Regions from separate parts of the Homo sapiens genome. Here region 2 is linked to region 1. A link is a loop called in an ENCODE intact Hi-C map of the cell type or tissue named here. Cell type or tissue: CD14-positive monocyte. All regions are shown on one strand.

The links. A loop is a pair of places that touch in the nucleus more often than their neighbours do. Peaks named below come from ENCODE experiments on the same cell type or tissue, not always from the same donor. Only the 100,000 strongest peaks of a DNase experiment are listed, where the experiment ranks them.
Region 2: it touches region 1 in a loop (4-fold over the local background); 24 of 110 quality-filtered maps call a loop at or near these places.

What each region holds. Positions count from the first base shown.
Region 1 is chr21:45,077,621-45,081,620 of GRCh38, reverse strand. The region is part of intron 1 of ADARB1 (adenosine deaminase RNA specific B1); the gene reads right to left. Among named protein-coding and RNA genes, the nearest start is that of ADARB1, 5.0 kb to the right of the region's middle. In CD14-positive monocyte, no CTCF peak of the experiment used is centred here; a DNase peak (open chromatin) is centred at 2,480; H3K27ac peaks cover 429 bases.
Region 2 is chr21:44,965,818-44,969,817 of GRCh38, reverse strand. It overlaps SLX9 (SLX9 ribosome biogenesis factor), which reads right to left. Exons shown (of 6, transcript NM_058190.4): 4 at 2,637-2,784. Among named protein-coding and RNA genes, the nearest start is that of LINC00163, 26 kb to the left of the region's middle. RefSeq lists an enhancer at 1,309-1,889. In CD14-positive monocyte, no CTCF peak of the experiment used is centred here; a DNase peak (open chromatin) is centred at 1,557; H3K4me3 peaks cover 844 bases; H3K27ac peaks cover 3,334 bases.

The DNA of each region.
Region 1 (4,000 bases):
CTTGACTGACGGTGGAGTTCCGATCCTATGAACCCATCGCAAGTTGAAGACATCCTAACCTGAAAAAGCATTCAATACACCTACCCTACCAAACATCAAAGCTTAGCCTAGCCTACCTAAAAGGTGCTCAGAACACTCACATTAGCCTACAATTGAACAAAATCATCTAATACAAAGCCTATTTTATAACAAAGTACTTAATATCGCATGCAATTTATTGAATGCTATGCCAAAAGTGAAAAACAGAATGACTGTATGGGTACCACAGTCAAGTCAAAAATTGTTACTGGAACCATCATAAGCCGGGTCCGTGTGTAGTTGTGAGGCACGGTGTCTGCCTCTGTGATCTGTTTAGTTTCTCCACCAGAATGTCAGTTCAAAGAAGCACAGACCTCCTCCCTGTCCTTCTCCACCGCATCCTCCCACGATGACTCACACAGAGCAGGCACTCAGGAAAGCCTGCCCTGAGAGAAAAGAGCAAAGGGAAAATGTTTCCACAGCAGTGGGAACTACTCTCCACTGCACAGATGATGGAGAGAATGCAAGGAAGCTGGGGAAGGCTTCTTCACATTTCATCGCATTGGCTGAACTACTGAGAAGATGGGTGTTCTGAAACTCCAAACCTGAAAAAATCAAATAATCACAAAAACAAATCAAAACTCATGCAATTAAGATATTTTACCAAGTTAACAGGCAACTGTGTTTCACTGAATGCTGCTGACCCAGTGGAACATAAACATATACATGCAACAGGCCCAAAGCAACAATACCTGCTTTCCTCTGGGGGTAGGGTTGGTGAGGGAGTCGTCTTAAATGCAAAACTGAAATTCCCAGCTAGGCAAATCAAGCACAAATCAGGCACCGAGTCTTCTAGTCCTCTGAGTACTGAATTTGGTGAATAAAGGTGCCAACCTCCAGGTAACAATACTTTTAGAGAAAAGTGAATTTTTTAAATAAATAAAAAATTCCATTTCCACATGTATCTTTCCGTAAGTACGCCCCATGGCATGTTCAGCACAAGCTGGTAAGAAGCTGGATCCTGAGTCCTAGGGTGAGATTCCGAACTTTTTAGGACTGAGGACAAAACCATGATTTATTTCCTATCCTCCTTTCAAAAGGGCAGCATGTCTTGAGGAATATTTCTGAGTCCAGGCTCCCACGTGCAGAAGTCCTGCCTCCCTCCTGAAGTCCCGCCTCCCTTCTAGAGCTGAGCATCCCTGCTCTTCCTGCCTCCCTCTCACCTTCTCAAGGACTTGGCTCCAACATTATCCTCTTTCCTGGCATATTATAAATGTTTCCCTCTACTGGATCATTCCTATTAGCTCATAACATGCTATCATCGCTCTCATTTAAAAATACAACTAAAAACTTCCTGTACCCATGTCCCCTCCAGCCACCATCCCATGACTCTTCCCTTTTAACAGAACTCCTCTAGAGAGTCGTCTACACTGATGTTCCCACCTCTACTCTATTTGTTTCCTCTCCCCACCACTCCAAACCTATCAAGGTCACTCACAACCACCTCTTATCAAAGCCAATAGGAAACTCTCCAGCCCACGAAGAATAAGAAGAAAAGAACCCCTCGGTGTCTTGGTTTCCAGGCCACTAGACTCTCACTAGTTTCTTCCTTCTTCAAACAGAGTCCTTTTCAATGGCGTTGCTAGACCCTCCCTCCCAATGTGGACCGCTTGCCAAAAGCTCCCAGGCCATTCCTCATCTCCTGCTCCTCTGTATCCATACTGTATGCCTCATAGATCAGCAATATGCAAATGACTCCCAAATTTACATATTTGGCCCCAACCTCTTCTTGAACCTGACCTTGAATTTCCATCCATATTCACCTTTCTCTACTCAGATAACTAATCATAAAAATAATAAGCAAAGTAAGCCCCATTAAATACTGTTAGTCAGGTACTATTTTAGGTACTTTACATTAGCAACTCAACAACCCTGACAAGTTGCTTTTATTCTTCCTAATTTATAGATGAGAAAACTGAAGCACAGAGATTAGACTGCTTGCTCAAGATCATCTAGGAAGTAGCTGCACAATGACCCAACCCTCGTCCTCCAGATCTGGCCCTTGAGTGGAGCTGCTGAGCTGGGCTGCCTTCCAGTCACAAGCTCCACATGTTCAAATCCCAACACTGGCTCTTCCCAGACTTCCCTATCTCATACCTGGCACCAACGCCAAGTCAAAAGCTGAGTTGGAAGAATCAGATTCTAGATGTGAAGAAATTTCAGAATTACTTTATTTTACTTGTATTTTCCTTTTTTATGAAAGTGCATGAATTATATGATTTTAAAAGTCAATGCTTAGTCTAAGCTCTTTCAATGAGTATAAATGAATGCTGGGTAACAAGAAAGCATTGTGTCACAATCTAGTTGGCTACATTTTCCCTTTGTTAGCAGCATAAGAAATGATGATGCAACTTAAAAATGATGGCATCTTACAAATGCTGAAATTCAGTAGGCTGAATCTGATCTCACCACTTCCGCCCTGGTCTGAGGTGCCGGTACAGTCACCCAGCTTTCACAAAAGTCTAACTGATCTCCTTGCTGATATTCCTCCTCCAGTCTGCAGTAGTGGAGGTGCAAAAAGCAAGCTGCAGTAAGGAGGTAAGGGTACATCCTGCCATTGCCACTTCCTGTGTGACCTTGGGTAAATCACTTAACCACTCTGTGCCTAGGTATTCCCCCCTGTAACATGGGAATAATGATAATAATGCCTACTTTTTGGACTGTCATAAGAATAAATGAATTAATATATGTAAAGCTCTTAAAACAGCCTGGCATATTGTAAGCCCAACAGCCAGAGTGGTACTTTTTAAAGATAAATCAGATCATGTCATTCGCAAGGAAGGAAGAAAGGCTCCCTTAAGGCTTCCCATCAAACTTAAAATCTAAATTCCTTACCACAGCCTGTGTGCTCCAAGATGCAGCTCTCCTCCACTCCCATCTCACTTCCTACCACTCGCCCAGCCTCTCTGGCAGCAATGGCCTCCCTGAGGTGACCACCATACTACAAGGAGGCTCAGGGACTTTCACCCGAGAGTTCCCTGTGCCTGAGAGGCTGCTGCTGCCGTGACCTCAGCCCAGCTCACTCCATCCTCACCACCTATTTGACCTTCTCTCACCTACCCTGCCTCATTTGCCCTTTGAAGCAGTTAGGACACCAAATGCTTGTTTACTGCTCTCCTCCTTCCCAAGAAAATGAACCGCTTGAGGGCAGGAACTCTCCTCATCAGGCTCATCCTGAATCTCCAATACCTAGAACAGTACCTGGGCCAGGATGCATGGGTGAATGCCTGTTGGATGAACAAGCAAATGAAATGGAACCAGGTTCCAAAATCACCAAACTAGAAGCAAGTAGAGCTTCCATTTCACTGTACTTCCAATAAAAATACAAGGTATCTCAGAGTTACTTTCATCCCCCTTCCTGTTCCATCACAAAGACGTTAAACCTAAAACCAAAGTCACTTTTCTTTGTGTACGCCTAGGACATCTTATAGGCATACAGGTGGAAAAGTGCAGCAAGCAGTACTAATCAAACTACCAAAAAAAAAAAATTGTGATAATTTGATATTAATGGCCCTAGCCCAACAGCTGTCAAGCTATGGATGAAGCAAAACTCTGCAAATGGAAGGTGCGGTAAGCCCTGCCACGAAGACCTCTGTGGGCTACTGCGCTGTCCCTGTCCACACCCCAGATAAAAAGCTGTCAACTTGGAAAGAAAAGTCACTCAAGGAATAAGGAAGGAATCTTAATGATTTCACTGGACAATTTTTAATTTTCCCATTTGCTTTTCCTACCTCACATATTATGAACATACAAAATAATATGGGTTTTTTTTTAACACCATTTCCATCACACCAAATTACAGATTTAGAAATTCCTATTTTAGAAAGTTGACACAGAAAACCACTGAGTTTTCTTTTTCTTTTCTTTTTTTTTTTTTAGACGGCGTCTCGCTCTGTTGCCCAGGCTGGAGTGCAATGGCACG
Region 2 (4,000 bases), 110 kb after region 1:
TGAGGCAGAAAGAGTCCGTTAGGGAAAAATGAAGGAAACCTAAGGTATGGGCTTTAGTTAACTATTAATTACTTAACGCTCACTATTTCTCTGTTGATACTGGTTCCTTCCATGTGACGAACGTACCACACTCATGTCAGAGCAACAGCATGCGGGGACGGGGGAGCTGCATGGAGCTCTTGGCACCATCTTTGCCATTTTTCTACGAATCTAAAGCCTGTCTAAAATAGGGCTGATTCCAAGAGCTCCCCCAGGGTCAGGAGGCACTGCTGCCTGAGCCACATCTGAGGAGGGACGGGGACTCCCAGCGACAGGAGGCTCTCAGGGCTGAGAGCAGATGTGCCTTCCCGGCCCAGAGCCCCGCAGGGAGGCAGGGGCACATCCTCCTCGGCCTGGGGGCTGGGTGTTGATACAGCCCTCTCCCTTCTGGGAGCGCCAAGCACATTTTTCAGATGAGAAAACTGAAAACAGGGAAAGGATACTTGACCAGGGTCACATTTTTGTCCAAGAACCAGGAATGTTCGGTCATCACATCGCCACTCCGGGCGGCCGCTCCTATTCTGGACCCAGTGCTCTGGTGCCTCCGCCGCGGGATGCCAGCCTGGAGCTGCCTGGGCCTGCAGCGCGTGACCTGCCACCCTCGAGCCTGGGCAGCTGGGCCATGAAAGGATGGACCCCAGGTTTGACACTGCACACAGCCCCTGCTTTCTGCCCAGATGGAAAGTTAGTAGGAGAAAGAAAATTATTTTTTAAACAGCAAAATTAGGCCAGGCGCGGTGGCTCACGCCTGTAATCCCAGCACTTTGGGAGGCCGAGGCGGCTGGATCACGAGGTCAGGAGATCTAGACCATCCTGGCTAACACGGTGAAACCCCGTCTCCGCTAAAAATACAAAAAATTAGCCAGGTATGGTGGCGGGCGCCTGTAGTCCCACCTACTTGGGAGGCTGAGGCAGGAGAATGGTGTGAACCCAGGAGGCGGAGCTTGCAGTGAGCCAAGATCGTGCCACTGCACTCCAGCCTGGGGGACAGAGCAAGGCTCCGTCTCCAAAAAAAAAAAAAAAAAGCACAGAGATGACACAAATGAATGAGGAAGGCCCAGAAGCTGAGACAGAACAGAGTGGTCCGGCCTCTTTCCAGCCCTGAAAGCTGGGCTGTGGCTACACAGCCCCCGCCTGAGCCCAGAGCCTCAGCACCCACACCTGGGTGGTGCCTTCCAGCCACAGGGGAAGGGCAGAGGCTGCTCTCCTTTCACGTGCATGTGACCCAGGCACAAAGAGCCTGAAAGCCAAGCTCCTGGGAGACGGGCGCCACAGGCAGCAGCTTATCAGCAGGCTGCATCCCCTGCGAGGTGACAGGGAGGGTCATGCAGCCGCTGCCCTCCTGGTTGAGCCGTCCTGGGGTGCACACACCACAGCAGGCTGGCACATGGAACACTGTCCACATTGTCAGGGCACATGGAACCTGCCACTGGCAAATGGCTCAATGGGTGGTGGGGTTGCGTCACCGGGTGGTGGTATCTTCATTGGGTGGCGGGGTTGCGTCACTGGGGGTTGTGTCACTGGGGGTTGCGTCACCGGGTGGCAGGGTTGTGTCACTGGGGGTTGCGTCACTGGGTGGCGGGGTTGTGTCACTGGGTGATGGGGTTCTGGAGGGAGCACCTCAGTGCGTCAGGAGGAGGGCTCATGCTCGGGACCAGGCCTTGCCCAGGGCAGGGGGGTGGAGGGGCCCCACTGGGGTCCAGGCCCAGGCCCAGGCCCGCTGGCTTGGCCACTCATGCACTAAGGGCCCAGAACCCACCACCCCAGCTCTCAGCAGGGGGCGGGGGAGGGGCGCTGTGATGCCAGCAGCCAAGGGTGGGGCAGGGGCCTGCCTCTTTCCTGAAGAACAAACCACATCCAGACCCGTGGTGAGGCTGGGAGGCATGTGCTTCCCACACAGGTAGGTACAGCTCGGGAGAGCAACCGCACTCACATCAGGCCCCGTCCCTCCTGGGGAGGACGCACGAGGCAGCTCCCGCCCCATGAGGACAAGCTCTGGGATGTGTGTCCCAGGGCCCTGCATGAGTGGGTCCCACACGCTCACCACACCCGACAGCAGGCCTGAGCCGTCCTCACGGGCCACCCTCTGTGCGACAGAGTGAGGGGCAGGACAGGGTGTGCAGTGTTAGGTGGGCATCAGGGAAAGGTCCACTCAGGAGGGGAGACTGCAGCCCCTGTCAGAGGCACGAGAAGAGCATGGTGGATGCTCAGGGGCCTCAGCTGAGCACAGCAGGGTCTCTGTGGGGTGGAGGCTGTGGCAGAACAGTGAGTTGGGGGGACCCCCAGTGGGACCCGGCAGGAGCTGTGGTCAATGTCGGGGGAGGGGCACATGAGGGAGCTCGGCATCAGCAGAGCCACCAGGCTCCTCACAAGGGTGGGCCTGGGTGCCCCCGAAACGTCCCCCACAGCCCCCACGGGCCTCACGAGCTCACGCCCTGAGAACAGGGTACCTGTGCGGAGCACCGGCTGGAGCCCCAGCTCTCGGCCTCTGCAGGCTCAGGAAGCACCGTGGCCCGTGGCTCCCACTCATATCCCTCCACCTCTGGACCCGGGTCAGCCCCACAGCTCGGAAAGGGCCACCCCTCCCGGACACTCACCTGCGGGCTTGGCGCCGGCTGCCAGCCTCGAGCCCCAGCAGCTCGGGCAGGGCATCCCTGAGAGGGTGCAGGTCCCCCACCACCACCGTGGCCCTCCGCCTCCGCTCCTCCCTGTGCTTCTGCTCAGCCAGTTTTATGGCTTCGATTTCTAAGGAAGGAGAAACGACGTTAGAGGCAAACAAGAGGCAGAGGAGGAGCCCAGGCCCAGAGCCTCTGGCCCACGAGAGACCTGGCAGGGTGCCCGGCCCTGCTGCCTCTCTCCTTCCCGCTGTCACCCCCATTCCGCCCCTGGGAACCTGCAGGGCGGGCAGGCTTGAGTTATTTTCTTCCCCTTAATGACAGAGCTGCGCTTTTTAATCGCAGGGCTGACAATGAGGTGGAACTGCAGCCACTGAGGATTTCTCCTGCAAAGGGACGCTGGCAACTGTGGCCGGAGCACGCGTAGGGGAGTGCACACAGCCACCGAGCAGAGGGGACAGAGGGGAATGAGGAAAAGGGGCCCTCAACTTAAGATGGCAAGTCACAGCCTGGGAGGCTCAGCTTTGTTCCCAGGAGGGAGAGGGCTCCCCAGAGGGAAGGGGAGAAGCCCCAGGACAGACCTGAGGGCTTGGGGCCATGGGGGGTGGCAGGTAGGGCTGAGGCCTCCACGCTAGAGAAGGGATTTGGGCAGGGTCTGGACAGAAGGGGTATGGCCTTGGGATTTGATTTAATTTAAAAATGTATTTATCTCAAAACTGCTAAGAGAACACATGCTCGGACATGCTGCTCACTGCACGTGGCTCCTGGAGGCTGTGGAGCGCGGACGGCCTGCTCTCTTCAGGGCAACCCACCGGGACAGGCCTGCAGCTCAAACACTGCCAGCTCGTGACACAGGCCCGGGCATGGCAGACCTGTGCCCCCTGGGGGGAATGCCCAGGTTTCCAGAGGTGACAACAGCCAGCTCCTCTCCAATCCCGCTGTCTGGGACAGCGGCGCCCCTCTCAGCCCCCAGGGCAGGTGGCTCGCAGAACAAGGTGTGAAGGGCCCACCCTGACCAACCCGAAATCAGGGGATGCCACCCTGCCCTGGGTCCCTGTAGCAGGGTGTGTTTACCTGGCTCCAAATCACTGACAAGAACCTGGGACAAAGACCACCCTTCCTCTGGGTCCTCAGCCCCCAGTGCAGGTTGAGAGCTTGGAAGGTGTACACCAGCTCTCCACAGCCTTGGGAATCACGGGGGTTTATAAGGTAAGAATCCAGCGCTTACTCCACCCTGCCTGGACTGTGGTAGACACGTTACTCGGCACCTCATTAAAAGAGAGCCAGGGCACCCTGGAAGCTGGGGTAGGGAGGGGCGGGCCAGGCCAGATGGCTCCTTCACAGGC